Linked DNA regions of Homo sapiens: region 2 is linked to region 1. Evidence: read pairs that join two places in POLR2A ChIA-PET (ENCODE). Cell type or tissue: MCF 10A. All regions are shown on one strand. Links, peaks and the distances in the headings refer to the core of each region. The heading gives the core; the rest is flanking DNA. Region 1 holds the start of TRT-CGT5-1 (tRNA-Thr (anticodon CGT) 5-1). Region 2 holds the start of TRS-AGA4-1 (tRNA-Ser (anticodon AGA) 4-1).

What was found. Peaks named below come from ENCODE experiments on the same cell type or tissue, not always from the same donor. Only the 100,000 strongest peaks of a DNase experiment are listed, where the experiment ranks them.
Region 2: POLR2A ChIA-PET joins it to region 1 with 11 read pairs; 5 of 35 experiments call an interaction of 5 or more read pairs at or near these places.

The regions. Positions count from the first base shown.
Region 1 is chr6:27,609,028-27,625,934 of GRCh38, forward strand. TRT-CGT5-1 (tRNA-Thr (anticodon CGT) 5-1) reads left to right here and starts at 9,329; the gene lies at 9,329-9,402. RefSeq lists an enhancer at 15,930-15,979. In MCF 10A, for the core only: a CTCF peak has its summit at 8,776; a DNase peak (open chromatin) is centred at 8,854.
Region 2 is chr6:27,546,625-27,563,531 of GRCh38, forward strand. TRS-AGA4-1 (tRNA-Ser (anticodon AGA) 4-1) reads right to left here and starts at 6,870; the gene lies at 6,789-6,870. TRQ-CTG2-1 (tRNA-Gln (anticodon CTG) 2-1) reads right to left here and starts at 1,199; the gene lies at 1,128-1,199. It overlaps TRR-TCT5-1 (tRNA-Arg (anticodon TCT) 5-1), which reads left to right and starts at 15,560; the gene lies at 15,560-15,646. It also overlaps the pseudogene CD83P1. RefSeq lists silencers at 11,256-11,455, 15,446-15,740. In MCF 10A, for the core only: no CTCF peak of the experiment used is centred there; a DNase peak (open chromatin) is centred at 6,807.

The sequences.
Region 1 (16,907 bases), core at 4,453-12,452:
GTTATTTGAACATAGAAGTGACCTCACCTGGGGCTGAAACAAAGCACTAAAAGAAGTGCCCTCTACCTCTCACCCCACCCCTGGCTAAGATCCAGACCTTGTTGGGGAGAGCATGGCTGTGACTCACGGAATAGCAGAGAAATGCTCATGGTGCTATGCCAGCAGAATTTGCTTGAAATCTGTCCTCTGGAATTTTTTGGAAATTAATCTTCAAGGGTTTCTTGAAAAGCTCTTCGTGGAGAGGTCTCTCACTGAGGGCACTCTACTACAAAACACTCAAAGAAGATGCCAGGGAAAATTAGTTGTTGCTGGGTGCTGCAGGAGACTGATGCAGGGGAAAGGCATGCGTGATGTAGGAGCTAGGCACTGGGGAAGCAGCAGGCCAAGTAATACATGGGAAGAAAGAAGCAAAACTCACTTTCTTCCGCAATGTCTCTCCACTGCCCTCTACTGACAAAGCTTCAATGCCAATTGGCAAAAGAAAACCAAGGACTCAAGATTCATTTCCACGAAGCAGGCAAAAAGGGTGAATTTGGAGCTGAGAGGCAATAAATCCTGAATGGGTACAAGCAAATGCAGATTTTCTTACTTAAAAATGGGATACTGCCATAATTAATAAATTCTGAACCATGTGACTTTGGGACTTGACAGCAAGTGGAAACTGAAAAGACCTTGAGGAGAATATGAGTAAAAACACCTGAAGACAACTGCTGCCTGTCACTAAGTCCCAAAGTCAGTGATGCTTAATGGAGAGTGTGGAAAATGTTACTAGAAGCTGGAAGAAACCGGACTTTTGTTATCTAGAGACAGAAAGTTTAGCAACACTGTTGTGAAAATGTGGAAAGTAGGCCGGACGCGGTGGCTCACACCTGTAATCCCAGCACTTTTGGAGGCCTAGGTGGGTGGATCACCTAAGGTCAGGAGTTTGAGACCAGCCTGGTTAACATGGTGAAACCCCGTCTCTACTAAAAATACAAAATTAGCTGGGTGTGGTGTCACATGCCTGTAATCCCAGCTACTCAGGAGGCTGAGGCAGGAGAATCGCTTGAACCTGATGGGGGTGAGGAGCGAGGTTGCAGTGAGCCAAGATCACACCATTGCACTCCAGCCTGGGCAACAAGAGTGAAACTCTGTCTCAAAAAAAGAAAAGAAAAGAAAGAAAATGTGGAAAGTAGAAAATATACCTAATGAATTTGAAAGAAAGAAAGAGTGGAAAGTAGAAAATATACCTAATGAATTAAAGAAAGAAAGAAAGAAAGAAAAAAGAAAAGAAAGAAAGAAAGAAAGAAAGAAAGAAAGAAAGAAAGAAAGAAAGAAAGAAAGAAAGAAAGAAAAAGAAAAAAGAAAGAAAGAGGCTGGGAGCTGTGGCTCACGCCTGTAGTCCCAGCACTTTGGGAGGTCAAAGTGGGCAGATCACGAGGTCAGGAGATCGAGACCATCCTGGCTAACATGGTGAAACCCCGTCTGTACTAAAAATACAAAAAAAAATTAGCCTGGCATGGTGGCGGGCACCTGTAGTCCCCGCTACTTGGGAGGCTGAGGCAGGAGAATGGCATGAACCCGGGAGGTGAAGCTTGCAGTGAGCCGAGATCAAGCCACTGCACTCCAGCCTAGGTGACAGAGTGAGACTCCATATCAAAAAAAAAAAAAAAAAAAAAGAAAGAAAGAAAGAAAATGTGGAAAGTAGAAAATATACCTAACGATTTTGCTTATTTAGCTAAGGTTATTTCCAGGCAATATATTGAAGATGCCACCTGGCTTTTTCTAGCTGCCTATAGTAAAATAAGAGAGCAGGGAGATAAACTAAAGAAAGAATACTTTAGGACTTGTTGGATATTCAAAAATAAAACTGCTTCTCATTACCAGCCTGTCAAGATGACAGATAATGCTGTAATTAAGAAAAGGCTTTGATTCTGCTGAGAGAAAGAGAGAAGAAAAGAAAAGGCTTCTGCCACGGCACATTAGCTGGAAAAAAAAAAAAAGTCTTCTAGGAAAACATCAGACCCAAGGCATTGTCAGCAAAACATGGTCTAAAGATGAAGCCAAGGGCATGACTTTATTGCTCTATTCTTTTGTTCTGTACCTTTCATTCTGTATGCACTGATAACTTTGAGTTCTTTGTTGTTCTTCTGGAGGATGATTAGAACTTCCATGTCTTTCCATATGTTTGTTGTTTATGTGATATAAGTGTGAGGAGTCGGAACCAACTACAGACTGCTTGGGCTAACAATTTTTCTCTATTCTGTACAAGTTGCCCCTTACATGCAAGCATGGCCTGGAGTGGGGTGGGATATAAATTTGGGGTTTAGATATCTACAGAAAGCAGAGAGCTAGGCATACTTTCCTCCACCATAATCATGTGCTGGAGGCTCCATCAGCCTCCTCTTTGGATGGTAAAGTACTTATTTCTCTTTATTTACCTAAGCAGGTTATAAAGACAGTCTCTTTCCCATACAAGTGAGCTTCATGGCCCAATTGCTCTTCTGTTCTGACTTTTCTTGGAACTGAGATAAAATGCCTCATTTATAGAATCCCTGACATTCTTGCCAATGAACTTCCCTAACCACTTTACTTTCCAAGCTCTTTGAACCCAGTTTCAGTTATTTTATTTATTTATTTATTTATTTATTTATTTATTTATTTAGAGACAGGGTCTCACTCTGTTGCCCAGGCTGGAGTACAGTGGCACAATCTCCACTCATTTCAACCTCTGCCTCCTGGGTTCAAGCAATTGTCCAGCCTCAACCTCTCGAGTAGCTGGGAGTACAGGCATGTGCCACCATGCTTGGCTAACTTTTGTATTTTTGTATTTTTTTGAGACAGAGTTTCACTCTTGTTGCCCAGGCTAGAGTGCAATGGTGAGATCTTGGCTCACTGCAACCTCTGCCTCCCGGGTTCAAGCGATTCTCCTTACAGGTGCCTGCCACTAAGCCTGGCTAATTTTTTGTATTTTTAGTAGAGACAGGGTTTCACCATAGTGGCCAGGCTGGTCTTGAACTCCTTGCCTCAAGTGATCCTCCCGCCTGGATCTCCCAAAGTGCTGCAATTACAGGTGTGAGCCACCACGCCTCACCCTAGTTTCAGTTATTTATGCCTGGCTAGAAATGCATCTATGTCTCCTCGGCTCCTGCGGCCCCCTTTTCATCCTACAAAGAAGGAGGCAAAAGTACTTGTTCCACAAAATTTTACCTATTAGGTATTTCAAAGGTCAACACAGTTAGTATTACAATAGCCTCATCAGGCATTAGCTGTAAGGACAAATGCTATGAATTTTAGTTGAGTCTTGTTTATCAGGCACTGGCCACCAAAATTTACAAAATCAGAATCTTCTTTTTGCTTTTTATGTAAACTCTTAGTCCAACAGAACCAGTTAGCTGTCTACTGATCCAAGGTAGTACTAATGTATGTAGATATTGTCAGTGGATACATTCTGTTTTGGCGTAAATAACTATGAGGCATAAGACTGTAAAGCACAGCCACTCAAAGCGTGGTCTGCAACCCAGTGCTAATTTATAAATGTTAGTTAATAGTCTGGTCTGTTTCAAGATATGGAGCTTATGCCAGAAGGCAAATAACTATATCACTAAGCATCTTTATTTCCATTGACTGATTATAGTAGGAATAGTTTCTTAGTGAAGGCAGCAGTGCATTTAATTATACTTTGGTGCAAGCTTGTCTTTTTGTAGACCAGTAACTTGTGTTCCCTGCACAGTTTTGCACACCACTAGTATTAGAGGGATATTCCAACACTTGTATGGAAGTCAACATTTTTTTTTTTTTTAGGACGGAGTCTCGCTCAGTTGCCAGGCTGAAGTACAGTGGCGAGATCGTGGCTCACTGCAGCCTCTGCCTCCCGGGTTCAAGCAATTCTCCTCCCTCAGCCTCCCGAGTGGCTAGGACTACAGGTGCATGCCACCACGCCCAGCTAATTTTTGTATTTTTAGTAGGGACAGGGTTTCACCATGTTGGCCAGGATGGTCTCCATCTCTTGACCTCGTGATCCACCCTCCTTGGCCTCCCAAAGTGCTGGGATTACAAGCGTGAGTCACTGTGCCTGTCCCAGCATATGTATTTTTAAAAGAGAATTCATTCTATTGGTATAATTAGAAAAATATTTATGAAATATTATTTATATAGTTCATGAAGTCTCCAAGAAAAACAAACTGGGATAACAAAGCCAGAAAATATCACTGCAGCCTTATCAGGCTATTTAGAATGAACCAAGCTATTGCTTAAAGCCAGAAGCTGCATCGCATTCTTCCCCAGGCCAGATGCCTCCTCACCCTTTTTTGACAGAAGGTGAGCCTTCTATATACTAGTCTCACTGAGATGCATCTATTGGGAAGAACCTAGACTTCCTCCGTCATAGCAGTTTATGGCAAACCTATTCATACTCTTCCTTGCAGTGGTGGTGCTCCCAATGTGAGAAAATAAAAAATATCTTGAGGTAAATATTATTTTTTATCAGCTACTCAGGCTTCAACTTATCCTATCATTCAAAGTTTATGAAGCATCGGTCGGGTGCGGTGGTTTACGCCTGTAATCCCAGCAATTTGGGAGGCTGAGGCGGGTAGATCACCTGACGTCAGGAGCTCGAGACAGCCTGGCCAACATGACGAAACCCTGTCTCTACTAAAAATACAAAAATTAGCTGGGCATGGTGGTGGGCACCTGTAATCCCAGCTACACTGGAGGCTGAGGCAAGAGAACCGCTTGAATCCGGGAGGCAAAGGTTGCAGTGGGCAGAGATCGCCCCACTGCATTCCAGCCTGGGCAACAGAGCAAGATTCTGTCTCAAAAAAAAAAAAAAAAAAAAAGTACAGAAATTCATCACCCAACAAACTCCTGGAAGATATCACTATAATTATAAGAACAATCAGATAATGCAGATTATTCTGCATTTGCACTTCCAGATCCATTATCTGCCTTTCTTCTCCCTGGAAAGAAATCACTTGGCCCCTGGCTCCCGTTTGGATTCAGCCAATGGAAGACAGCAGCAGGAGATAAGAGGGCACAAAGAAGAGAGGCAGATGCATGTACAGTATTTCTCCTACTTGCTCCCTGACAGCCTGTGTTCCTCCCATGGGCACAGCTCCTAGTGGGTGGTTCCTCTCCCGTTGCTGGAACTCTTGCCAAATTCTGGCAATTCTGCCCCTTCTCTTTTCCCTTAATGCCTAGGAATAGTGAAGATTCCCACTGTTCTGATCCCTGAAGATTTCCTCACATCTTCTTGGTTCCCTTAATTCTATAAAGAAGCCCTCCAATAATCTTTCCTCAATCCACCTGATGAATATAACCAGATTTACCCAAGCCCACTTCTGATCCTTACTCTCCTGACCGCAGTGTGGGGAGGCGCTTCAAAGATGGAGCCTAGGCCGGGCGCGGTGGCTCACGCCTGTAATCCCAGCACTTTGGAAGGCCGAGGCGGGCGGATCACGAGATCAGGAGATCGAGATCATCCTGGCTAACACAGTGAAACCCTGTCTCTACTAAAAAATACAAAAAATTAGAGGGGCGTGGTGGCGAGCGCCTATAGTCCCAGCTACTCGGGAGGCTGAGGCAGGGGAATGGCGTGAACCCGGGAGGCGGAGCTTGCAGTGAGCTGAGATCGCGCCGCTGTACTCCAGCCTGGACGACAGAGCGAGACTCCGTCTCAAAAAAAAAAAAAAAAAAAAGAAAGATGGAGTCTATAAGAGCATCAAGGTCCACGGCCTGAATAGTAACTTCCCTGCATTTGTGATTTTCCCTCTTAAAGATAACTCTGAAATTAGAAATCAATATAACGGGTGCTCTGAAAACATTCATTAAAACATTCTAATTAGGCAAAGGTATATACTACAATAGAAGTAGGATTTTTTTTTTTTAAGATGGAGTTTCACTCTTGTCACCCAGACTGGAGTGCAATGGTGTAATCTCAGCTCACTGCAACCTCTGCCTCCCAGGTTCAAGCAATTCTGTCACAGCCTGCTGAGTAGCTAGGATTACAGGAGCACGCCACCGCGTCCGGCTAATTTTTTGTATTTTTTTTTTTTTTTTTTTTTTTGAGACGGAGTCTCGCTCTGTCCCCAGGCTGGAGTGCAGTGGCAATCTCAGCTCACTGCAACCTCCGCCTCCCGAGTTCAAGCGATTCTCCTGCCTCAGTCTCCCGAGTAGCCGGGATTACAGGCACGCGCCACCATACCCAGCTAATTTTTGTATTTTAGTAGAGACGAGGTTTCACCATGTTGGCCAGGATGGTCTCCATCTCTTGACCTCGTGATCCGCTCGCCTCGGCCTCCCAAAGTGCTAGGATTACAGGCATGAGCCACCACCCGGCCATTTTTTGTATTTTCAGTAGAGACAGGGTTTCACCATGTTGGCCAGGCTGGTCTCGAACTCCTGACCTCAGGTGATCCTCCCGCCTTGGCCTCCCAAAGTGTTGGGGTTATAAGCGTGAGCCACTGCTTCCTACCGGAAGTAGAAATTAATAACAATAAAAACAATAAAGTTAATTGTTTAATTTAGTGTCACAGAGTCAAAGGGACAGATCCTACATTTACTAAATCCTGAATTATTCAGCTCCTCAAATCACATTTATTTGAAGGTTAAACCAAATACAAAGAAATATTACTTTTGCATATTTTTTTATAATTTAGAAAGTATTGCAATATAATCATTTGACTTATAGATAAATTCAAAAGTCAACCAATAGCCATCAGTATGCTGATTTATTTCCTTCTAAGATTTTGCTCTGCAAATACACTGAGAATGAAATTGTGATCATTCATAAAGTTTTGTCCTCTGCTTTGTTCACTCAATGGTAGTTCATGAACTTTCTCTGTATTATTAAATGCCGGTTTCTTCTAAAAACCTGTAAGAGCTGCATGATATTCCATATGGATATGGTATGGTAAGATAAGCTTGCACCAAAGTATAATTAAATGCACTGCTGCCTTTACTGAGGAACTCTTCCTACAATCAGTGAGTCAATGGAACTAAAGATGATTAGTGATATAGTTGATTTGCCTTCTGGCACAAGCTCCATATACAATATATACCTATACACATACACATATATGTACCTACATATACCTATATATAGTATATAGTATATAATGTGGTGTTCATAAGTTGAAAAGTGGTTCATTACCTATTTTCTAAAATCCAGATTCACAGCCAGAGACTTGAGCCTGGGAGATGGCAGTGGAGTCAGGGCATCTTTGGGAATGTGGCTAACAAATTTGGTAGAGGAAATGTGTATAGGAACAGGCTACCTATCCACTCCTAATTCCCGCCCCTTCAGCATTCTCCCTTTCATCTTTATTATTTTTCCTTTATGTCTCTGTTTTCTCACCACTGTCCCCTTCCCTCCACCCCCTAACTTATGAGTCTTCTCTAATTCTGAAGGAGCCCAAGTTGAGAAAAGCTCTGTAAAAGAGGCCATACCTAATTTTATCAAGAACTGAAGGTCTGTTTTATCTTTTGGCTCCAGACACCCTCCATGTAAGTTCCCTGGTGCAAGCCTCTGCTGACTTGTGGAAAATGAAGTGAGAAGTAAGAGATATTAAGGCTGGTACTTTTCCAGAATTTCAGTCCTTGCAGGCCCTCGCGTAGCTGCCAAAACACTTGCGATATAATAGTGTGTTTGCAGGTTAACTATTGTGTCACAAGTGCCTTATGTGGTAGAGATTTGAATGCATGCCCTGCCTACTCTTAACTACTGTGTACTCCTTGAGATAAAGAAGTGACATCCACAGTACCTTTCCCATGATTGCTCATGCTTTACTGAATACTGTATTAAATGAATACCTTTAAGAATCAGAAGTCTTAATCTCAGCAGACAAGGAAAGAAAAAGAGCCTACTGAGATACCTTAAGAGCATTAAAAAAACACACCAAAAAAAAAATTAGGTTCAAGCGATTCCTCTGAACATAATAGACCTGTGTTTCACTGAGGTTATACTTTTCTTTAGGCACTAGAAATCAGGAGGCGAACACTGTACCTAAACATAAAACGACATTCTCAAAAACTGCCCTGCACAGGCTTGTTGGGACTTCACGATCCTTCTTGGACCTGCATCCCCCTCTTCTCTGGTACTCGGGTGATGACAAGGAGCTTCAGGAGAAAGGGTCCCTTCTACCCAGGCAAGTTTAGGATTTTGGAAAATAGAAACAAACAACTGGCTCCTCTGGGAGGCGAACCATTGATTCTAAGAAGTTCAGGATGGAGAACAGTGATAAAATTGACCTTGCATTCTCTCCGCTCTCACTCTCTGCCGCGTTAATATGCCCTTCCATTTCTTGTTTTGTTTTCCTATTGTTTGCGTTTATACCACTTCCGGTCACACGGGCATTGTTTTGCCGGTATGACTTTGGGGGATGAAGGTGGGGATGCGGAATATGTGATTGTTTTACCCTTTAAGACCTTTGGGACAGCTGGCTGGATTGCTCTTAAACAGCAGATTTCACAGCCTGTCTTCTGGAAGGGAGAGCTGCGTCCTCGGGATAAGACAGGCGCATAGAGCCTGGATTCCCCGCTTCCCAACCAGTGGCTCGCATTTTTTTCTGAGTTGTTTTAATGTTACTTGTATTTGTCAGTAGTCGAGGACTTTTTAAGTTTTTATTTATTTTATTTTTTTAAGGGATATTGTTTCTTTATGAGCACAGGGCCCCCGACTTGGGACAGGAGACTTCAGATTTATGGTTTAGTTTACTTTTCTACCCCGGTCTGCTTGTCCGAGCCGAATCTCAAATAGCTTTTCTCATGCCCCTCCCGGCCCCTTTCCCCTTGTGGAAGAGAACAAATTTCTGGTTTCTTTGCTACAGCGCCGTTGGATGGAGCTCTTTTATTTGGATTTCGGTGTCGCTCAGTGGAGAAGTAGAAACATGGCAAGGATTTACTCCCTGGGTGGAGGATCCAAAATGATACAATCTTAAAGACGACTGGAGCAGGCGGAGCCTCTCTTGGGCTTCTGTCCCCGGGAGGTGCTTCACTGCCCCTTTCTTTACTGTCTCACCCTTACCCTCACCTGTCAGTGTGGCTCTTTTGATTTATGATTTGGGGGAATTTGAGACAGATGAAGGCACTTTTCCCCCAAGGCGCTAAGAACTGAAGTTCAGAATACCTGGGCATTAAGCAGAGTGAAAAGTACTGCAGACAGTGGGGCGTGGCTAACAATGGCCGAAAGCTAATTGGAGGGGAGGCTAAAATTATTAGAGAATGCAGGGATCTGTGTTGTTTGACCATAAGCCAGAAAATCGGAAGAGGGAGAAAAATGAAAAATCAGCAACAAAACTGGGTCGAGAGTGAAAATAGCTTTAGTAAGAGGAATTAAGTTCAATTCTATCGTGGCCCTGTAGCTCAGCGGTTGGAGCGCTGGTCTCGTAAACCTAGGGGTCGTGAGTTCAAATCTCACCAGGGCCTAACAGACTGCCCTTTGGGTTCTGGTGTTTACCTACACTTCTTGTGTCTTATTTTTATGTTTTTTTGAGACAAAGTCTCGCTCACGTCACCCAGGCTGGAGTGCAGTGGCGCCATCTCGGCTCTATACAACCTCCGCCTTCCGGGTTCAAGCGATTTTTTCCCGCCTCAGCCTCCCGAGTAGATGGGACTACAGGCCTGCACCACCAAGCCCGGCTAATTTTTGTGTTTTAGGGTAGAGACAAGGTTTCGCCATGTTGGCCAGACTGGTTTGGAACTCCTGATCTCAAGTGATCTGCCCGCCTCGCCCTCCCAAAGTGCTGGGACTACAGGCGTCAACCACCGCGCCCTGCCGAAGGGTGCGTTTATTAGATGCCAAAACCTAAAACTGGAAATTATTCAAATCGATAAGCACCCATTTTAGCCCACCTTCTCAGAATACAGGAATGTACTGGTAGCAAAAGTAGGAAATGCTAGAAATACACTCTGGTTCCAAAATGGCAGAAGCAAGCTGGCTTCACTGCTTCCTACTGAAAACCAAAACTAAATACACAGCACCAAAATTATCACCAAACGTAAGGAATTCTAAAATTAAAATTCCTCATAACAGATGGAAATGAAACTGCTGTGCTATCTGAACTGTTGATGATACACGAAATTCAGCTGTGGGAATCTTTGAAGATCTACCAATACAAGAATTAGTGGCAATATAAACCAGCTAATAAATGTCTCTTTCTGATAAACTAATTTGTATCAAATCTCAGTCACCTGCAACCTAAGGAGTCCCCACTAATTTAGTCATTGTAGGCCTAAAGAAACCACATTATAATTATCGATTTTATGATGCTTATTTAATGGACTGTAAGCTCCCTGATAGCAGGCATCATATCTTATTTAATATTGTATCTCAGAGCCTTGCAGAGTATGAACCCTGGTCTCTGCTAAGTAACAGTTTCTTGAATGAAGCACAGCTAAAGAAATACAACCAGGCTGGGCACGGTGGCTCAAGCCTGTAATTTCAGGCCAAGGTAGAATCATTTTAGTCTAGGAGTTTAAGGTTGCAGTGAGCTATGGTCACGCCCCTGGGTGACAGAGCTGAGACCCTGTTGAAAGAAAGAAAAAAAAAGAAAGAAAGAGACAATCAGAATGTAATGAGTTTGTAAATACCGCAGGAGGTAGAAAATTTACCTGAAGCCTGAGAAATCAAAGTCAGCAAATATAGAACAAAGAAAACAACACAGCAAGCCCTGATAAAGATTCTACCTAAATGTAAAGTGACCAATCCTCCTGGTCTCAATTTATGCGTTAGAATCGGAATTGAGCTGCCTGCAAAATTGAACACCCAAAGATAACATCTGAGTGGCTCACATAAATTGTTAAAATCAGTAATCTATATCAGAGACTAAAATGATGGAGTTTCTCTCCACCACATTTGTTCTAAATACTGAATAACATAATAATGTCCACAAGCCACAAATACACTCCTCAAAATGGTAATTTGGATTCTTGAAATAATCCAACACTTTTTGTTGTACTAAGTTTGGAAAATCTACTTTAAATTGCTTAAGAATCAGGACAGGCACAGATTATTCATTTCCACTAAAATCCGCCAGAGCAGCTTTTAGTTGCTTGCACATTAGGACTATCATTCCTTTCTGAAAGCCCTCAGGGTACTTTATGTTTCCATGACTTCATAGATACTGCTTTCTCTGCATGCAATAATAATTTCATCCCTTCTTCTAGCTAAGTCCTACTAATTCAGATTTCAAATAATGTATCACTTTGCCCTCAATCTAGGTGAGAGATGCTTTTTCATAGCACCATTTGCACTCCTTTATTATATTTGAATAATATCTAGTAAATAATAATGTATTTTTTCTTTTCTTTTTTTAGAGGAAGTCTCACTCTTGTCACCCAGGCTGGAGTGCAGTGGCGCGATCTTGGCTCACTGCAACCTCCGCCCCCCGGGTTCAAGCTATTCTCCTGCCTCAGCCTCCCAAGTAGCAGGGATTACAGGTGCCCGCCACTATGCCTGGGTATTTTCTGTATTTTTAGTAGAGATGGGCTTTCAGCATTTTGACCAGGCTGGTCTCGAACTCCTAACCTCAGGTGATCTGCCCGCCTTGCCTTCCCAAAGTGCTGAGATTACAGCGCCTGGCCTCTTTCTGTATTTTTGAAACCACTTTTGCAAAGATTATAACAGTGGGAAAAGTATGACCATAAAAGAGATCTGACCTGACTCCATCTTGGCCTTTGCCTCCAAGCTGCCCTTATTATTCCTGGGTGTAGGTGGAACTAACTTTGGGAGGAATTTAATTTTTAACTATCATTTAAAAGCCGTAGCTTCTGAATTTTCAGGGGGCCTGATTTGAGTAACAGTAAAACTCCAATCTCCCATTTAGCTGGCTTTATGTGTATTAAACTCTTTCTCCATTGCCATTCCCCGTCTTGATAAATCAGCTCCACCTGGGCAGCTGGCAGGACGAACCTTTTGGGCAATTACATTTAGAAGTTTGGTAACCATGAGGATGTGTCTCCATTTTGTTTATCTATTTGTTTTTTCTAAATTCTGGGGTGACCTAAAAGGTATCTCAGTTTTGTTTTTGTTTGTTTGTTTGTTTGTCTGAGACAGAGTCTCACTGTGTCACACAGGCTGGAATGTCGTGGGGGAATCTCGGCTCACCGCAGCCACCACCTCCCCTGTTCAAGAGGTTCTTGTGCCTCAGCCTCCTGAGTAGCTGGACTACAGGCGTGTGCCACCACATCCAGCTAATTTCTGTATTTTTAGTAGAGACTGGGTTTCGCCATGTTGGCCAGACTGGTCTTGAACTCCTGGCGTCAAGCGATCTGCCTACCTCATCCTCTCAAAGTGCTAGGATTACAGGCATGAGCCACAGAGCCCAGCCAAGGTATCGGTTTTGATGGATTGAAAGTACTTGTTTTTCATGGAACATGGCTTTCTTTATAAATATTTACAAATATTTCTATTGAAGTTTTATTTCCTTTTCCACTGAAGTTATTCTCAACTTCAGACACACGTTACCTGATTTTGCTTAGTTATCCATTATCTTTCAATAAAATTTATAACTTTTTATATGTTTGTCTTTTTTCTTTGAATTATTTGAAATTTTCACTAACCTTTTCTTGCCACTCGGTTTTTTGGGGAAGGACCACAAACTCCTTTACTTGCTGTTTCTAATTTGTTAATTCTGCTACTGTTATAGCACACTCTTTTCTTTGCTCTTCAATCTCTGCTTTCACTCAATTCTGTTATCTTCTATAGGGGGAAATAAAACTTTTTCCTTGACTTTCTTAGGTTTAGTGAGTGGAGTCTTGGAAATTAAACTGACAAAAAACAATAATAGGAGAAAAGGCATACAAACTTTGTTTGATGCTATTATTTTAATTTTAATGTGTACACAGGGATCTCACAGAAAAGAAAGTAAAAACCCAAAGAAGTGTTTAGGCTTGAGAACTTATGCACTATTTAACAAAGGGTGATAAATTCTGGAGAACTGACAAGACAAATGAAAAGCATTTAGGCTTTTAGGTAAGGTAAGGTAAATATACAGATGGGGGGAAGATGTTAATGGAAATAAGGTTTGTTTAAGCAGATTGTAGATGATGCATTTCCAATGATAACAGTTGTCTCCTCTTCCCAGTATGTGAGAGGGGAGAGGGAAGACCTTCACAAAAGTAAATTTATGCTCTGCTCTTAGACAGAAAGGGGGAAGGTAGAGAGCATTTCTGGCATCTGGTGTTTCACTCAGTTGCCTTCAGCTAAAAATAATTCTTATGCTATAGTAGCATATTTTGAGATGCCATATTTTGATCCCCTTCACTTGTCTTTTTTTTTTTTCTTTTCTTAAGACAAGGTCTCCCTGTCACCCAGGCTGGAGTGCAATGGTGTGATGATAGCTCACTGGAGCCTCGAACTCCTGGACTCAAGCCATCCTCTCACCTCAGCTTCCCCAGTAGCTGAAACTATAGGTGCATGACACCACACCTGGGTAATTTTTAAAATTTTTTGTAGAGACGGGGTCTCAGTAGGATGCCCATGCTGATCCCAAACTCCTGTCCTCAAGTGATCCTTCCTCCTCAGCCTCCCAAAGTGTTGGGATTACAGGCGTGAGCCACAGCACAAAGCCCCCTTCATTTGTCTTTGAACTCATTTTCTTTGCATCCAGAGCATAAGCATATGACAAAGAATTCACCAACCAAGTTCATCCACATCAGGTTTTGATTCAGAAATTGTGGACATAGGCCGGACGCAGTGGCTCATGCCTGTAATCCCAGCCACCAAGGCAGGTGGATCACCTGAGGTTTGGAATTTGAGACCAGCCTGGCCAACATAGTGAAACCCCATCTCTACTAAAAATACAAAATTAGCTGGGTGTAGTGGCTCACGCCTGTAGTCCCAGCTACTCGGGAGGCTGAGACAGGAGAATCTCTCTTGAACCCGCGAGGTGGAGGTTGCAGTGAGCTGAGACTGCGCCTCCAGCCTGGGGCAACAGAGTGAGACTCCATCTAAAAAAAAAAAAAAAGAAAAGAAAGAAGGAAGGAAACGAAAGAAGGGAGGAAAGGAAAGAAAGGAAGGAAGAAAGAAAAGAAATGAAATTGTGGACATAAAGAAGCAGACAGTACAAGGCATCCATTCTGGTGGTGGTAGTAGCCAATATGTTCATTTTCCTGTAAAAGCCATGAACTATTGCCTTGTAGTGGCAACAGTGTGAGCAGTTCTGTAGTGTGATTTTGGGTGTTGTTTCTAGCTGTATAGTCTACAAGCCTGGTGTTCTGGCTTACTCAGGTGTTCTATGAACTACTTTATAATCTTTAGTGAATGCCTTATGTACTTCTAGTAGAGCTGGTTTAGCCATTTCAAAGTGACTGTCATACCGGAAGAACTCTAACTTGCCAGTTTTAAATTGTTCTTCTAGCTTAGGTGAAATTGTTGGTCTGAGTGTTTGGAGTGGTGATTCCATACGGGTCTGCAGTAACTCAGTTATTGCCTCCAAGCAGGAAATAATTTGTCCGAGGGGCATAAGGTAGAGTAAGAGACCAAGGCAAGTTTTAGAGCTTGGAAGAAGGCCAAGCATGCAACTTGAGAGATCCGTGTGCTCTTTGGCCCTTGCCTTGGGGTTTTATACATTGGCATGGTTCCGGGGTTTCTGTTTCTCCTCTTTTGATTTTTCCCTTAAGGTGGGCTATCTGCATGCTCAGTGGCCTGCCAGCCCTTGGGAGGGGCCACATGCATTGTGTGTTTACTGAAGTTGTGCACATGCTCATTTGAGGTGTTTTCTCTTAGCAGTCTAGTGTTTCTAGTGTTCCTAGAGGAAGGTCAGACACTGGTTAAACGCCATCATTTTGCCTCTTAGTGCACATGCTTGACCCCCTCGCCCAGCTCCCGAGACCTTACTGGGAAGCTGCTGATCACCAACACCAAATGTTTTCTATCTATTGGGAGACTGCCTCTACTGGGAGACTGCCTTTCCCTGGTGCTGGCTATGACTAATTATTATTTTATTTTATTTATTATTTGTTTATTTATTTATTTTTTTGAGACAGAGTCTCGCTCTGTCGCCCAGGCTGGAGTGCAGTGGCGTGATCTCGGCTCACTGCAAGCTCTGCCTCCCGGGTTCAGGCCATTCTCTCGCCTCAGCCTCCCAAGTAGCTGGGACTACAGGCACCTGCCACCACACCCTGCTAATTTAGTTTTTGTATTTTTAGTAGAGACGGGGTTTCACCGTGTTAGCCAGGATGGTCTCGATCTCCTGACCTGGTGATCTGTCTGCCTCGGCCTCCCAAAGTGCTGGGATTACAGGCGTGAGCCACAGCGCCCAGCTGACCAATTATTATTCCAGAGAGACAGTTTAACAACTCCCTGATCATCACCTGCTGGTGACCTGACATTCTTGGGGCAGGGGATTGGGGCAGCTAGGCAGACATGCCATGCTCATGTCTGCCTAGTGCCTACTCTAACATGAGGTTGTCAGAAATAATTAGCCTTAGGACCATATCCTTCCACTAACCCTATCTTTTCCGATCACCAGCCTCACCTTCCTTCTGGAGAGAGAAAGGTGTAGTGGATTTAGTGTTCTTACGGTCTGTGATGGCAAATTATGTGTGTTAACTTGATTGGGGTAAGGAACACCCAAAAAAGCTGATAAAATGTCATTTCTGGATGTCTGTGAGAGTGTTTTTGAAAGAGATTAGCATTTCAATCAGCAGACTGAGTAAAGCAGATCCACCCTCACCAGTGTGCCTGGACATCATTCAATCCATTAAAGGCCTGAAAAGAACAAAAAGTGAAGGAAGGGATAATGCTCTGTCTTCTTGAGTTGGGACATGCATGTTCTCCTGTCATTGGAGCTCCTGGCTTTGGGATCTTCAGACTGTAGGATTACACTAGAGCCTCCCTTCTTGTCCTAGGACATTGGACTCAGACTGAATTACACCACTGGTTTTACAGGCTCTCCAGCTTGCAGACAGCAGATCATGGGACTTCTTGACCTTTGTAACCTCACAAGCTAATTTTCAGAATAAATCTACTCTCATATATCTAGTATCTATCTATCTATCTACCTGTCTATCTATTTGCTATTCGTCTGGTTTCTCGGAGAATCCTGACTAATACTTGGCTTTCTATATGACGCTAATTACTCCACAGTGATGAGAGGGAGCTTTAGTGTGACTTTCTGGGCATCTTTGTGGCAACTGACCCCTATTTCCACATTATTTTATTTTTTTCTTTGTGTCTTGCCAAGCCTTGATTATTTCTTGGAGATCACTCATTCTGGGTAGACTCCAAAATCACTCCCAGAGACTCTCCTAACTGTATCCTACAGAGAGGAGATGCCAAAATAGTGAAGTTTGACAGCTCTATCTTGTGACAAGTACCCCTTTTTAGTGTAGCAGGAGAGGGGTTTCTAGTATAGAGAGATACTGTGCAACTTTTTCCTGGTCTGCATTCCTCCACTCCTCCCCCTACCCCCTCACCCCCTGCCCTACACAGTGTACATACCACCTGTGAACCTGAAATATCTGAGACAGGTCTCAATCAACTTAGAAAGCTTATTTTGCCAAGGTTCAGAAAATGCCTGTGACACAGCCTCAGAAGGTCCTGATGACATGTGCCCAAAGTGGTCAGGGTACAGCTTGCTTTTATACATTTTAGGTAGACATGAGACATTAATCAATATGTGTAAGATGTACATTGGTTTGGTCTGGAAAGGGACAACTTGAAGGAGTTGAGCGGAGGGGGTTTCCAGGTCATAGGTAGATAAGAGACAAACAGTTGCATTCTTTTGAGTCCTTGATCAAGGACTCAATTCACTGAATACACAATTTACCTGGGGGCAGCAAATTGTCATTTATGCCTTAGTCTCACTCAGGGAAACTGCATTTTTACATAAACAATAGGGCAGAGGAAGCAATCAGATATGCATTTGTCCCAGGTGAGCAGAGGGATGACTTTCTGTCTCACATCTGTGAAGATAAGCTATCAATTT
Region 2 (16,907 bases), core at 2,850-10,849, 64 kb before region 1:
ATGATTTAAGCCGCTGGGTTTAGCCTGGGGTGTAATATTGCTGCCCATGGGGTGTTTGACGCTTGAGTTATCTATCTATCTATCTATCCATCTATCTATCTATCTATCTATCGTAAATAAACTTTATTTATCTGTTTCTCAGAGATGACACTGCCAATAATCACAGATTTGCATACGATACTTTGATGCAGGGCGTACCGCTCATCAGTCTACGGGAGTTTGTCTGTTTTTGAGTAGGGTGTTTCTTAACAGTTTATAAAGAGCTTGCCAACATTAGACCATTTAAGCTACTGAACACTAAAGCCTGATAGCAAAAAATACTTTTTCAGCCAACAGCATTTGGATGCACAGTACGACTGGTTTGACAGAAAGGTAAAAGACTATCTTCGCCACAGAGATGGAGAGAAATTGTACTTATGCTGCATATATTAGAAGTAAGTGAGGTAAAAACAACAACGACAAAAAAAAAAAAAAGAAAAGAAAAACAACTCTACAAAGGAAAGAATTACAAAGTTGCCCAGATTTTGCATTCGTAGTAATTAAAATCTCTGCTCTCCTGCATAAAGACCCAAAGAGCAGATTCTGTTTATCAGCACTTCCTACTTCCTCCATCATGTTCAGGGGACAAAATGTTTCCGTGGACTTCACAAATTATTGAAAGAAACAATCCCTTCAGGACGGGCCCGATGGCTCACTCCTGTAATCCCAGTACTTTGGGAGATAGAAGCGGAAGGATAGCCTGAGCCCAGGAGTTCGAGACCATCCTGGGCATAACAGCGAAAACCCTGTCTCCCTCCAAAAAACAAACAAACAAAAATTTCGCTGCTGTGGTGGGGCGCACCTGTCGTCCTAGCTACCTGAGATCACCTGAGCCTGGGGAGGTCGAGGCTGTAGTGAGCTGTGATCCCGGAAAGTGGATTCTATTCCGCCTCCTTACCCAGAGGCAGATATATTGGGACTTGCATAGCTTCTAGGCCGTTTGACTAAGATCAAGTGTGCTATCGGGAGTTGTAGGAATTCATGGAATATATCAGGCCGAAAATTGATTTTGGTAATTTATGTAGAGAGCGTTTTCCCTGGGGAAAACAAAAGGTCCAGGAAGAGGATATATACATATATCTTCGAGCAGGTTCCACCGAGACTTGAACTCGGATCGCTGGATTCAGAGTCCAGAGTGCTAACCATTACACCATGGAACCCCTCTTGGTACGCTTCACCCAAATATTGCTCATGCTGGGTTATAGGCATTCTACTAAACGCATTTAATGTATCAAAGCAAAAATCCTTAGTTTATGCCCACTCAGAACACCCTTTCAAAGAAAACCCTGGGGGATCTATTTATTTATTTTTGCCGATTACATTGATCCATAAAGTCTCCCTTTCCCCTAACCCTCAATTAACTCAGAAACTTGGTGGTCCTGAGCCTTGCTTTCTTCATTAAGAAAAATTGAGCGACTTTTATACGTACCTGAACTGGACCGAACTTCTTCTATGCTTTCTGCAATTTAATGCTTAAAAGCTAGATTAAGTGGACGCTTCTAGTCCCCCATAAAAACGGGGAAATTAAGTCTTGGAGAACTCATGTCTTATCTGCAACTCTACTCAATTTCAGACACGGGATATTTTTCTCCACATAGGTGAGTTATCAGGTTTATTGCCTCTAGGAAAACAACCTTTAATATCTTGATTCCAGGGAATTCACAAAATAATTGAAGGTTCCGTGCGATCGACTGAGAATTATTTAAATTTGGCCTTCTCTCTATCAGGAAAACTAGTTGTAACAGTTAAGAAAAAAAATTACTCAAGTGAAATTAAGCATAAAGCTGCTAAAAAAAAAACTCTTTAAATTGAGGCTGCGTGATTCACTAACCTCAATATTGTAAATTGGAGGCAAATCTGCACCCACGCATGAAGCTATAATTCTGGTCAAACCGGTTCCCTGTGTCTCCCTGGTCTCGGAGAGGTTATGATGATACAATTTTGGGAGACTATAGACAGCCATTTCTAGGTCAGGTGGAGTCAGCTAGGTTAAGAACGAGGCTCTTAGCCGGGCGTGTTGGTGGGAGCCTGTAGTCCCAGCTACTCGGAAGGCTGAGGCAGGGGAATGGCGTGAATCCAAGAGGCGGAGCTTGCAGTGAGCTGAGATCGCGCCACTGCACTCCAGCCTGGGCGACATAGCGAGACTCAGTCTCAAAAAAAAAAAAAAAAAAAAAAAAAAAGAACGAGGCTCATTTTAAAGCAGGGTTTGATTGGAACCTTTACTGCAACTTCTACTCAGCATCATCCAGAGTTTCTCATAAGATAAATTGTATTTGAATTATATTTTCATAATTTGTTTTGAGGAAGGAAACATGTAAAAGTATGTCTAAGTAACAGTATTTATTTAAAGTCCCAGTGGATATTCTAAAGCCTGTAAAAATTGAACTCAAGATTTTTTTCTCCTAGGCTTTTCTTATTGCAGTTGCTCATTTGGAGGTAGTGTCCGGGATTTCCAAATTATAGCTGTTACATAAGTCATTCTCCATCCAGAATTTCTGGCTTCTAGGACATAAAGAGATGAAGAGGCCGGGCACGGTGGCTCACGCCTGTAATCCCAATACTTTGGGAGGCCGAGGCGGGCGGATCACGAGGTCAGGAATTCGAGACCAGCCTGACCAAAATGGTGAAACCCCGTCTCTACTAAAAACACAAAAATTAGCCGGGCGTGCTGGCGCACGCCTGTAATCCCAGCTACTCAGGAGGCTGAGACAGGAGAATCCCTTGAATCCAGGAGGCGGAGGTTGCAGTGAGCCGAGATAGTGTCACTGCACTCCAACCTGGGCAAAATCGCGCCGCTGCACTCCAGCCTGGGCAACAGAGCGAGACTCAATCTCAAAAAAAAAAAAAAGAGATGGAGAAAAAAAAAATCCAGGAGTTCATGGAAGTAAAAGGAGGAGCAGATAAAACCACAATTATAGTGTAATATTTTAGTGTAATATGCCTCTCTGAAAAACTAATAAAAGCATAAATGGAAAATAACTGTAAAGCAAAATAATGCAGTTCATATAACATACATATATAGAGAACAGTGCACATATCGACTTCAGGATTCAAACTTTTTTCAAACATACATCGAATTATCTCAAATTTGACATTTTACCGGACCATAAAGCAATGCTCCAAAAACATAACAGGGTTAGATACATGCTATTATTTCACAGCAATAAAACTGTGTCAGAAATCAAAACATAAAAATTAAAAATTGTATTTATTTGCAAAATGATAAAAACACTTCTAAATAATTCATGGTTTAAAGAAAAAATATCCATCAAAATTAGGACCTATTTTGAAATAAATGATAATAAAAATAGTACATATCAAAATATGTAGTATGCAGCTAGAAATGCACTAAGAAATCCTTAAATACTATAGTATATAAATAAAATAAGATTAGTGATCTAAGCATGTATTACATGAAATTAGTGACCAATCAATAATTTACTCCCAAGAGAATTTTAGAGAAAGAAATAATGAGGCAAAGAGCAGATATTAATGCATTATTAATGCAAACAACAGACATTAATACGAAATAGAGATGATCAACAACGTCAATAAAGTGGCCATCTTTTTATCTTTTTTGATTTTTATTGTGATAAAATACACAAAACATAAAAGTTATAACTTTAACCGTTTGTAAGTGTACAGTTAAGTGGCATTAAGTATGTTGCATTATTGTGCAGCCATCCCCACCATCTATCTCCAGAAATTTTTACATCTTCCCTATACCTGTTAACCAATAAGTCCCCATTTCCCCTGCATTTTTAGTAACAATAATATCAGGTTTTTGGAAAGAGATTGATAAACTCATTAAAAAATAATATGGAAGTGAAAAGGACTAAAGTAGCCTAACTCATCTTGAAAAAGGAAAGCAAAGTTAGCAGACTTACTTTACCAAACAGAAAGATAGAAAGGTAACATAATTTTTAAAAACATGACATTGCCCAAAGATAGACAATACCACGACGTAGAATCCAGTCTTTGAATAAATGGTGAATATCTAAAAGAAAAAAAAAGTGATCAGATAATTATCTACAAGGAAAAAAATTAAATTTACCTCTTTCACATTATCCTCTAAGCCATTTCCAGATTGACTGTAGATCTGAATATAAAAGTAAGCAAACAAAGCTTGTAGAATACAACATCGGGGAATATCTTTATGACTTTGACCCAAGGAAATATTTTCTAGACTTGATGCTAAAAGCGTTAGTCATAAAGGGCAATCCTTCCCGTCTAGATCTTCAAGTCCTTCAGTTCTGAGAATTTTTCTTATATTTCTTGGTAAAATTATCCTCCATTTTTCCTTTGTCTTGCTGGAACTCCCAGTAATGAGATGATATTGAATCTCTGGAATGGGTTGTTCAATTTTCTTTCCACTACTATTTTCCATCTTTGATGTTTTCCTACTGTTTTTGAAGTAGTTCTAAACTGTAACTTCCAAATTTTTCATTAAATGTTTTTCTTTTCCCCTGCTACTTTATTCTTTATTTCTAGGAGATCTTGTTTCATTATCATAAAAAGATAGTACCCCAAGTTACTATTTCCAGGTGAGATGAAGTGTGTTTTACATTTTTTCTCCTATCAAACACAACTATAAGTTATGGGCAGAATGCATGAAATAACTATTTGAAGACTCTGATAATAAAAGAGTAAACAAAAGAGTGTAAGGATGGAAAAAGAACACCAGAATTATCCTATATGTTCTCCCCAAATTGAGTATAGATGTAATGCAATTGCTATCAAAATTCCAGTAGAATTTTTTGGAGATAGAGAAAAGCTGATTCTAAACTTTATATGGATAGATGAAAGAATTAGAATAGCTAAATCAATTTTGAAAAAATGCAGTGAATAATCACATTACCTGATTTTCAGATTTAATACCAACTTCAGTAATCAAGATAGTAAAGTATTGGCAGAAATATAAACATGTAGATCAATTGATCAGAACAGAGATTCCAGAAATAAATTTACACAAATATGGCGAATTGATTTTTGACAAAGGTGCAAATAAAATAAATGAAGAAATTAAAATTGTTCAACAAATAATATTGGGACAATGGGCTATCCATATGCAAAGGAAAGAAAGAAAGGAGAGAAAAGGAGAGAAAGAAAGGAAGGAAAAAAAGTAAGGAAGGCGTGGAAGAAAGAAGTGAAGGAAAAGTGGAAGGAAGAAAGAAAAGATATCCTAACATAAATCTAACAATTTATACAAAAATTAACTAAAAAATTGATCATATATGCAAATGTAAACATAAAACTATAAAACTGTTAAAAGAAAACATAACAGAATATCCACATGACCTTGAGTTGGGTGATGAGTTCTTAGATATGGCACTTTCCAAAAAAGAAAAAAAAATACATTGGACTTAATCAACTTTTAACACATTTGCTCTGCAAAAGAAACTGTTAAGACATTGAAAAAAATAAAGACTGGCAGAAAATATTTGTAAGTCATGTATCTGATAGAGAAATTTTATCTAGAATATATAAAGAATCCTTAAAACTCAGCAATAAGAAAACAACCCAATAAAAATTGGGTAAAGGCATAAACACTTTACCAAACAGAGTATAAGGATGGCAAATAAGCACACAAAAAATGTTTGACATCATTAGCCATTATGAAATGCAACTTTTTTTTTCACAATTGCCCCAAACTGGAAACAAATGTCACACAACACAAATGTCCTTCAATGAGTGGATAAACTGTGGTACATCCGTGCAATGGAATTCTATTCAAGAGCAAAAAGGAATGAAATTTTGATATTTGTAACAACTTGGGAAAATCTTCATTTATTTCTTTTTTTTGAGACGGTGTCTTGCTCTGTAGCCCAGGTTGGAGTGCAGCAGCGCGATTTAGGCTCACTGCAAGCTCCGCCTCCCGGGTTCGCGCCATTTTCCTGGCTCAGCCTTCCGAGTAGCTGGGACTACAGGCGCCCGCCACCACGCCCGGCTAATTTTTTGTATTTTTAGTAGAGACAGGGTTTCATCGTGTTAGCCAGGATGGTCTCGATCTCCTGACCTCGTGATCCGTCCTCCTCGGCCTCCCAAGGTGCTGGGATTACAGGCGTGAGCCACCGCTCCCAGCCAACTTGGGTAAATCTTAAGGCATTATGCTAAGCAAAAGAAGCTGATCTCAAAAAGTTACATACTGTATGATTCCATTTCTACATTTTCCAAAAGGCCAAAATATACAAATGGAAAGAGTATTTATGATTGTCAGCTGCTATGTGTGGGATTAGGATGAGACTATAAAGGAACAGTGCTAGGGAGGCTTATGGACTGATAGAACTGGTGTGTATCCTGATATGGTAATGGGTATGTGTATATACATGTAAGTGCTTTTTAAAAGTCAATTTTACTTAATACTTTTTAAAAATACAGATAGCTCCCATTTGTGGCATAGACTGTACCTTCTCCATGGTTTCTGTGAGAAACACTTTCACCGAGCTCTTGAAAGAGTTTATTTTGAGCAGGGTTTGGAGGAGAGAAAACCCGGTGAGACCCTGGAGCACTGCACGTTGCCAGTGAAGGAGGATTACTGTGGTTACTAGCTTATTTACTTCGGGCAGCTCAGCGACATTTTGACAGCAAACACATACACCGCCAGGGCAGAATTAGAGAGGGGCTAACGATGATATAAGTGCTCCTGTTCGTTCCGCTTTACATTAACCAGAGGGGTGAAAGATGATACAAGTTCTCCTGTATTTTCCGTATTATATTAACCTGACCCCATTTTAGGGTAAAATTTCAAACGTAGTCGGCAGGATTCGAACCTGCGCGGGGAGACCCCAATGGGTTTCTAGTCCATCACCTTAACCACTCGGCCACGACTACAGACATGACAGCATGACTACAGACATGACAGCACAACTACAGACATGACAGAACTTCGGAAGCACTAAGATAAGTGTATCCACCACAGGAGCATCTTTATTTTGAACAAACCGGGTCAATTCAGAAACCAGCTCCCCTGGGGGCAAGTTTGGCTCTGTGCTGGTTGCTGGAGTCCTCGAAACTGAAAACAAATTTACTCACCACGGAGGTGGAGCCCGGCCTTAATCCTAGTTTTAAACCTGGGACCTTTTGCTAGACGATGGGACCTTCTGCTAGAACTTCCAGGAGACCAACCTCTCCTCACTGAATGACACTGTTGCTTAATGGATTTCAGAAAAGGAAATGCTCCCTCAGCTAAGCTGAGGGAGAGAAAAACGATACAGAAAACCTCTGGATCTTCTCACTTGGTGTCCCTAAGCCCCTAAATGTAAACCTAAAATATTTATCTCATTGTGTTTGGGAAATTGTTTTGCAAATGACAACGCGCTCTCACTTTCCAGACGGGTTAAGAAGAAATTTGCAAGTAAAGCCGGCCCGTGAGTTCTTTTCCTGGAAAATCCTAGATCCTAACAGACCCTAGTTACTTTCTAAAAAATTGAACACTTGGTTTAATTTTCTGAACAATGCAATGGTTGATCAAACCAATTTAACCAATAAAGCACATGTCCAGTTCTCCTTTTTACGTTTGTAACTCGCCAGTTCCTTTAGCAGAATGTCCAGATGCTCTATAGAAATGAAATGAAATGAAAAAAACAAAAACAAAAAACCAAAAAACAAAGAACTCTAAATGTGGATGCCAGATCCCAAGATGCATAGATGTACAGATCCCACTTTATGGTCAGAAAAATGTTAATCGACAAAATGAATTTGATGCATCTTGAGAAAGCTAATTGTTTGGTTTTAATATATTATATTTAACCGGAAGTAACAAAGTGCCTTTTACATAGCATTCTATTTAATTCATATATCACGGAGAAAGTTTTTTTCCAGAAAACTGAATCTTTTTCAAAATCAAATAATTTCCTTTTATCTGTACCTAGAGAAAGTTAATTATGTCATGACTGATAAACAGAATAAATGTGGTCATGGAAAGTAAGAATGCATCACACTTACTTTCTATATATAGATGTTTATATCGAACAAGAGCATTACTAATGTGTTTTTTATTGGCCATCTTTGGAAAACGTGCAGTCATTTGCTTTAAAAGATTGTATAATGTATTTTAAATCTTTATTTTCAGCTGGGCGCGGTGGCTCACACCTGTAATCCCAGCACTTTGGGAGGCCGAGGCGGATAGATCACCTGAGGTTAGGAGTTCCAGACCAGCCTGACCAATATGATGAAACCCTGTCTCTACTAAAAATACAAAAATTAGCTGGGCGTGGTGGCATATGCCTGTAATCCCAGCTACTCCGGAGGCTGAGACAGGAGGATTACTTGAACTCGGGAGGCGGAGATTGCAGTGAGCCGAGACTGAGCCATTGCACTCCAGCCACTTCAGCCTGGGCAACTAGAGTAAAATTCCTTCTCAAAAATAAATACATAAATAAATATTTATTTATTTTCTGCCTGTCCCTTTAGGACTATTTTTGGAGCAGGCCTCTGTCATGAGGGTTTCTGAAAAATTATTTGAAAGTCGCAATCTTTTGTTATGAATAAAAAGTTTATAAGAATTTTTAATCAAAATATATATGCAAAATAATGTTTAAAGTTCTATTAAATATTCTCAGGTGAGAAGGACAAAGAAGGCTTCATGAATTCTACAAACCTCTAAATGCTCATTAGAGGTAACATGCTCATTAGAGGAATTATTTCAGTAACTAACAAATTCAAAAAGCATATGATTGTGAAAGTTACTGAACAAGACAGTTGATCAAACCAAGGACTACTTAAGGAAAACATTCAACGACATCAAAGTCCTTGGATCTACATTTCGAGGGTTCATCTTTCTTGTGTCAATATGTGAAATAAATGTCTCTCTTTCTTTCTCTCTCTTTTTCTTTTCTTTCTTTTTTGAGACGGAATTTAGCTCTTGTTGCCCAGGCTGGAGTGCAATGGCATGATCTCGGCTCACCGCAACCTCCGTCTCCCGGGTTTAAGCGATTCTCCTGCCTCAGCCTCCGGAGTAGCTGAGATTACAGCCATGCGCCACCACGCCCCGCTAATTTTGTATTTTTAGTAGAGACAGGGTTTCTCTATGTTGATCAGGCTGGTCGCGAACTCCCAACTTCAGGTGATCCGCCCGCCTGGGCCTCCCAAATTGTTCGGATTAGAGGCGTGAGCCACCGCGCCCGGTCTTAATCTTAATTAATTAGAAAAATTTGCTGGGCGCGGTGGCTCACGCCTGTAATCCCACCATTGTGGGAGGCTGAGGTGGGCGAATCACCTGAGGACGGGAGTTCGAGAACAGCCTGACCAACAAGGAGAAACCCCATCTCTACTAAAAATACAAAAAAAATTACCTGGGCGTGGTAGCGCACGCCTGTAATCCCAGCTACTCGGGAGACTGAGGGAGGAGAATCGTTTAAACCCGCGAGGCGGACGGAGGTTGCGGTGAGCCGAGATCGTGCCACTGCACTCCAGCCTGGGCAACAAGAGCGAAACTCCTTCTAAAAAAAAAAAAAAGAAAGAAAGAAAGAAAAAGAAATCTTGCGTAATGATAGCTAACTCACACTTGGGGGTGTGGAGGGGAGGAGAAAGAACACTCATAATCCCACCTCCCCGAAACCAGCAATAGTAGCACATTGGTCTCTTTTCCTCCTCTCCCCATATTTTGAAGTCATATAGAATATAAAGTGTGCCAACATCCTCCAGCCAAAAATGTTCAGAAATACACCTGTAGTTGAATAAATTAGGTTTATTATTCCTTACAGCAAGCAAGAACACACACCATAAGGAAGCGTAGGGCACCTCGGTAAGATTATTATAAAGTATTAATACTTACAGGATCTACATATCTTGTGTTAGGTGATTTTAGGGGAAGTTTTAAAGAAGCAGAGATTGTTCTTGATTAGATGCTGTCTGAAAGCAGTGGGGAATTCTGTAATTAGATAGCTTAACAGATCTTATCTAGAAGGAGTAAAAACAGAGCTAGACTAGCTTCTTGGAAAACCTGTTCTCTGGGACTGTGCGTTTTCTTTTGGCTCCTATGTCCTCCCTCCCTTGGAAAGAGACTTCTTTGGAACACCCATCCCTCCTTCACTAAGGAGCAGAGCGTGAACTTTTTCTGAAGGAGAGACAGTCACAGAATCCTCCTTTTTCAGTTAGGCTCCTCTGGTCAGCTCTTCACAGACTCTGCCGGCTTTCCTGTTCAAATGCACTTTTGTTTTGGGGTTTTTTGGTCTGTTTGTTTTTTGAGACGAAGTCTCACTCTGTCGTCCAGTCTGGAGTGTGCAGTGGCGCGATCTCGGCTCACTGCAACTTCCATCTCCCGGGTTCAAGTGATTCTCGTGCCTCAGCCTCCTGAGTAGCTGGAATCACAGGCGCGCACCACCACGCCGAGCTAATGTTTTTGTATTTTTAGTGGAGATGGGGTTTCACCATGTTGGCCAGACTGGTCTCAAACTCCTGACCTCAAGTTATCCGCCCCCCTCGGCCTCCCACAGAGCTTTGATTACAGGCGTGAGCCACCACGCCCGGCCTCAACTGCACTTTTGAATACATAGTAATCCTTTGAGCTGGGAAGAAGCAGCCCAGGTTAATGCCATCAGAGTCATAGTCCCAAAGTTGATGAGAAATGAGAGTCAAACCACACTTAATTGGAAAGAAATTGGATTTTTAAAAATCTACAAGCAAAAGTGAATCCACTAAAAATTAGATAGCTCTAACTTATTTTCCTTTTTTTTTTGAAACGGAGTCTCGCGAGTCTCGCTCTGTTGCCAGGTTGGAGTGCACTGGCGATCTCGGCTCACTGAACCTCCGCCTCCTGGGTTCAAGCGATTCTTGTGCCTCAGCCTCCCTATTAGTGCCGGCCACCAAGCCCGGCTAATTTTTGTATTTTCAATAGAGACTGGGTTTCACCATGTTGGCCAGGATGGTCTCGATCTCCTGACCTCGTGATCCTCCCTCCTCGGCCTCCCAAAGTGTTGAGATTACAGGCGTGAGCCACCACGCCTGGCCTCAAATTTCATGTTAGTAAGAATTATGTCAAATGCCTCCCTTGTGCAGCGTAGAGACCACAGAGGGAAATTCTTTGATGTAATCTGTACCCTCCCTACCTCTTCCTTCACGTCAGAGAATGAGAGCCTTTCTGTGGGCTTCATAAAAGACTCAGTAAAAAGAAAAAGAGATTCGGAGGCTTATTGGCTGGTTTTCAATTCTGAAGAAGGAAGGGTGGTTCCTCTCCAAGGAACTAAGGTCTCCGTGGACAGTGTGGTCCGTGGAAGAAACCAAGTTCTGAGAAAGCGATGCCGGCCAGGAGGGGAGAGGGGAGTGGGAAGCGAGTGTGCCCCGAAACCCGTGATAAGTAACCTGGGCTTCGAGGCTCTAGGGATGCAAGAACTTTTCCCCCCAGCTCAATCTTCAGCTCCGGTTTAAAACTCCTTTCTGCGTTGCGTTTTTGCAAACAGTTCAGAGCTCGCATTTTGCTTTGTTTTGCTTCCTGCAAATTTCAGAATTAATTACAGTATTTTCTTTTCTGGATGCGATATAAAGTTGAGATGTCATCGGGCCAGAGAAGTTCCTCACTGTCTATAGTTAACTAGCGTATAGGGACGAATGAATGACCTTAAAGCTCTTAACCATTGGATTCGATCTCGCCGTGGAGGCATGGATTCCAACCCTCCAGTGACGGTCGTATTTGTTTCTGTCACATTGCACCAAGCCATCTTTGGGTCGCAGATCACCTGAGATTTCTTCTCTTCCCTCCACAATTCTCCTCCCGTTTCTCAGACCACAAATGGTCGCCAGTTTCACTTCGCCAAACTTGGATTCTCCCGCGCTTGAGCGTCACTTTCAACGACTTCATTCCTTTCTGTCCAGGACGACAAGAAGCCACTTAATTGACCGCCCCTAACGGAGCAAGTACCGCTGGGCCACACCGTCTCACTGAAAGGCGGAAAAGCAAAGAAAATGGCGTTTTTACATCTCAGTCCAAACAGCCGCTAAAAGAAAATTCCCAAGTTACAAAACCTGGGAGAGTTCTAAAGCCACCTGGACGCAGTAAATTTGTGCCACAATGTCATCGTTTGCTCTGTGAGCTTGTTGACAAAACTCACGAAACTCCTTCTTAAACATAAACAAAAACACAGATATGAAAAAGAACGAACAAGAAGGGCCTATCTTTCGAGAGAAAACTCTGGACTGGAGCTAGAGGAAAGGGACTTAGGGGGCTCGGCTATGTATTAAAAATACCATCCATTGTCAAATGTTGGAAGTTCCTCAGATTCCATTCTGTGAAATCAACTGTCCCAAGCATGGAGTTGGAGAGACCAGATTAAATGAGATATGGATTTTGATCCTTAGTCAAACTATTCCTTTTTTCCCCCCATGTATACATTTAATAACATGAAAGCTATGAAAGATGCAAAAACACAAAATGAACTTAGTATCCCTTTTACACCCTAATATTAGTGGGGGCAACGAACACACAACTAAAGCAATAAAATGTCTTTGGAAAACAGGAGGGGAAGGGCCCAAGCTTGATCTGAGAAACCCAGCAATTGCTAAAATAGCAGTGCAGCATTTACTGAAGTCTCTTCTGCCAGTGGCTCCCATATGTCCATACCTTGGAATGCTTTTGGCTGGTGCTTCAAGAACAGACCATGGACCTAGCCTCCTAGCTTCCCCCAAAGGAATTCCTGCAGAAGACTATGGGAAAAGCTTCTTTGTGATCTTCTTTGTTTGGAATGATGGAAAACATGAGAAGTGAAAGGTATCCTCTCATCCCCAGAACACCACCATAATAGCGAGGATAATGACTCAATAGAGTTTCTTTTTTTAATTGTATTTTTATGTTTTTCTAATAACCTTAACATGTACATGTTTTTTTTCTAATAAACTTAAGATGGAAGTTTCAAATTTGCATAATGCTTCATACTTTTTCAAAGCATTTTCACGTTATTTTATTTTTTATTTATTTGTTTGAGATGGAGTCTGGCTCTGTCACCCAAGATGGAGTGCAGTGGCGCCATCTCCGCTCACTGCAACCTCCGCCTCCCAGGTTCAAGCGATTCTCCTGCCTCAGCCTCCCAAGTAGCTGGAACTATAGGCATGCGCCACCATGCCCGGCTTATTTTTGTATTTTTAAGTAGAGATTGGGTTTCGCCATGTTGGCCAGGCTGGTCTCAAACTCCTGACCTCAGGTGATCCGCTCGCCTCAGCCTCCCAAAGTGCTGGGATTACACGCATGAGCCACAGCGCCTGGCCTCATGTATGGTATTTTAATCAGCCCATGCAATAGCCTTTTGACTTACAACAAAGAAAGCAGAAACCATAAGGAACTTGCCTTAGATCATACAGCCAGTTAGTGGGGCGAGCATCCACAGTGCATGGTTGGCCCAGCATTTCCAGCCCATCACTAAATACCTCTCTATCCTGTTGTCACCTTCTCGGACTTCTCACTCTCCATATCCAGGCTGCTTGTCAGTTCACAACGCAATCTAACTATATAGTTTTCAAAAGGAGAAAAATACAAATCCTTCTTTGACAAGTACATAAAGATGCAAAAATAATTGTGGCACTCTTCTTTATTGCTTGTTTATGGATGTCTTTCCCAGATGAAAACACCCTGCTGGGGAATAATCCTGCCGGAATAATTCCCCAGTCCTGCTGGGGAATAATCCATTGAACTGTTATTTCTTTGTACACAGAATATTCCTTAGTAATAGCAGGACCCTCACACCAGGAAATTATTTGCTAAATATTTCCCACTGTCTCACAGCTTGATCTGTCAATTTTTCCCAGACATAAAACATCTGGGCTGGTATGATAAAACACAGTACATTAAAAAAGATGTTCCCCAGATGTAGAAGAGGACAGCTGTCCTCAGGATCTGTCACGGGGCCAGCTGGGGGCTTTCGTATTTCCCCAAGACCCTTTTCCAGCTGCATCTCAGCATAGCTTTTATATGACTGGATAGCTGCATAAATCGCTAAAAAGATAGCCATGGAGAAATAGTGGTGACTCCAAGCTATATGGTCATGTGATGATTTTCAAGGCCTGCTCATAGAAAAATGGGATGGGATGATCCACTTCCCAGTGTTTTCACTCAGATGAAGGACTTCACAGGACTTCACACTTCTTCAGTGTAGAACTCATTCTCTTCTCCAGTGTGACAGACACACCACTGAGTCCTCAGCTTTAGGAAAAAAAATCCGTAGAAATCCTACTTATACAAGTTCTGTCTTGCAAAGAGTTACTGGCCCCAAATGTTTATTCGGGGAGGTAACTGGGAGAAAAGCTCATTCCATGCCGGGTTTAGAAAAATCTGAGTAAATACTCCGTAGTCATGCAAACTTACAAGTGAAAATGATGAGTGTTAAGTAGAAAACAACCAGAGACAACAACAGCAAAATCCCAACTCTGCGTTTCTTTTTCTTTTTTCTTTCTTTCTTTTCTTTTCTTTTCTTTCTTTTTTTTTTTTTTTTGAGACAGAGTCTCGCTCTATCACCCAGGTTGGGGGTGCAGTGGTGCAGTCTCGGCTCACTGAAACCTCTGCCTCCCTGGTTCAAGCGAATCTCCTGCCTCAGCCTCCTGAGCAGCTGGGTCTGCAGGCGCGCACCACCATGCCCGGCTAATTTTTGTATTTTCAGTAGAGATGGAGTTTCACCATGTTGGGCAGGCTGGTCTCGAACCCCTGACCTAGTGATCCGCCCACCTCGGCCTCCCAAAGTGCTGGGATTACAGGCGTGAGCCACCGTGCCCGGCTCCAGCTTTGTATTTCTTAAAATTCTCTACGGTGTTTAGGACATCCTGTCACTCTCAGGATCACCTTGCCACTTAGGTTTCTCTGCCCTTCCGGTGCCTGCAGAGTGCACTTGTATGTCCACGGGTTGCAGCTGGTAGTGTTTCGGATCTTCAGGGAATAGGATCTTTCACTGGGACCCCAGAAGAGCCATTTTGGCCCTTCTGATGATAGCGCTGTCCTCTGAGGCGCAGATCTTCCTGGGGTGCCTGCACCCTCTCTTCACCGCCCTCCAATAGCTTGACCTAGGAGACCATGTAGGGCACCTGCGGTTCCGAGGGGACGGTGCAGGGCAAGTCCACATCCTCAGAGCAAGCCACCTGCACCTCCCATGTTGCGGGCGCCAGGCTATAGGGTTTACTGGTTTATTATAAAGGATATCGCAAAGGATACAAATGAAGAGGCACGCAGGGCAAGGTATGGGAGAAGGGACGCCGAGCTTCCAAGCACTCTCTGGGCGTGCCACCCTCCAGAAACCTCCACATGTTCAGCTGTCCGGAAGCTCTCCAATTATTCTGGAGACGGAGTCTCGCTTTTTTTTTTTTTTTTTTTTTTTTTTGAGACGGAATCTCGCTAAATTATTCTTTATTTCTTGGCACAAGTGAAAATAGTTATTGAAAGGCTCAGTAACTCCTCCGTGTCAGGGATTGCGTATCCCTTGTGTTGTCTCATTTTTGTGTTTATTGAACTTTCACGGTGACTGGAGCAGAATGTTTTCAGGAGACTTATTATATGAATAGTCAAATTAATTAGCAACCTCAGGACAAAACGGGGGGAGCTCAAGCAGGCTCTGTGGCGCAATGGATAGCGCATTGGACTTCTAGCCTAAATCAAGAGATTCAAAGGTTGCGGGTTCGAGTCCCTCCAGAGTCGCATGTTGCATTTTGTGATCTGAGTGGATACCTGTACCAGTAATTTCTCCTTATATTAATTAATTGGACGTTTTTCCCAGTCAGCGAATCCCATTTTCCTGTAATTTATTTTCTGCTTGTAGTGTTAACATCTGAGGAGCTTCTTCAGAAACGTTGCCACATATAGACGTCTGCAGTCACTAGATGACCAAATCAAAGGGAAAATAATAAAAGTTGGATATTAAAATGAATACCAGTAACTGTTTCTTCCTTATGAAAAACAACTTTCTGGGGCAGATAAACTTATTGTTATCCCAGCCTCTGCTTGAGAATTGCTGGCAGATGTTCTAAACTGTGCCTGTAAGAATTCTGCAGCTTCCATTTGGAAACACGCCTGTTTTCTAGCTGGTGAAAACTCAAAACTCAAGTCTGCTCTTCATCTCATCCTGAACCTCAATAAGCGATCGTTGGTAGTGCAAATATTTCAGCTCTAAGAAATTAATTAAAATTAAATTCGCTTTTAAATGAAATATTGTGGATGAGGGTGTCCAGCACCGATTTTGATCCAAAACAAAGATCGGTAAAAGTCCTCCCCCACCCAATTGTACAAATAGAGCTGGAAAATGTCTCCTTTTCATCCTAGAACACTACTTCCTTAATTTCCTCCACTGGTGCCTAGTTTCAAGTATCCTGTGCATCTTCCCAGAAATTTTATATGTATGTTAACATTAATAATATGTAATATATTTCTGGGAAGATGCATATATATGCATATATGTATACACACATATATACATATATAGATGTATATCTCCACTCATCTTTGACTGAAGTGATATCATTTAACATATGTAGTGTTATTTCATTCTTTATATGAATTACATAATATGCCATAGCATGGATTGTATCATTATATTACAAACACGTCGCACCTTAAATCCAGATTGCCTGCCATCAGGTGGTCTGGCCCATTGTCACTGACAGTTCTTGGAAAAGGCTCTTCTGTTTGTGGAGGGTGAGAAATAGAGGAAAGATACCTTCTTGTCGACCACAGACCTGCTGTATTTCCAGCAATGCCTGTGCCTGGCATGCTCCCATGTGGAATAAAGAGAGAATTGATCAACCTGTGCCTTTGCTTGCTTAACAGAATAAATCCCCCAATAAAGCCCTTTTTAAAAACCATGCCAAGCCGGGCGCGGTGGCTCACGCCTGTAATCCCAGCACTTTGGGAGGCCAAGGCGGGTGGATGACGAGGTCAGGAGATCGAGACCATCCTGGCTAAC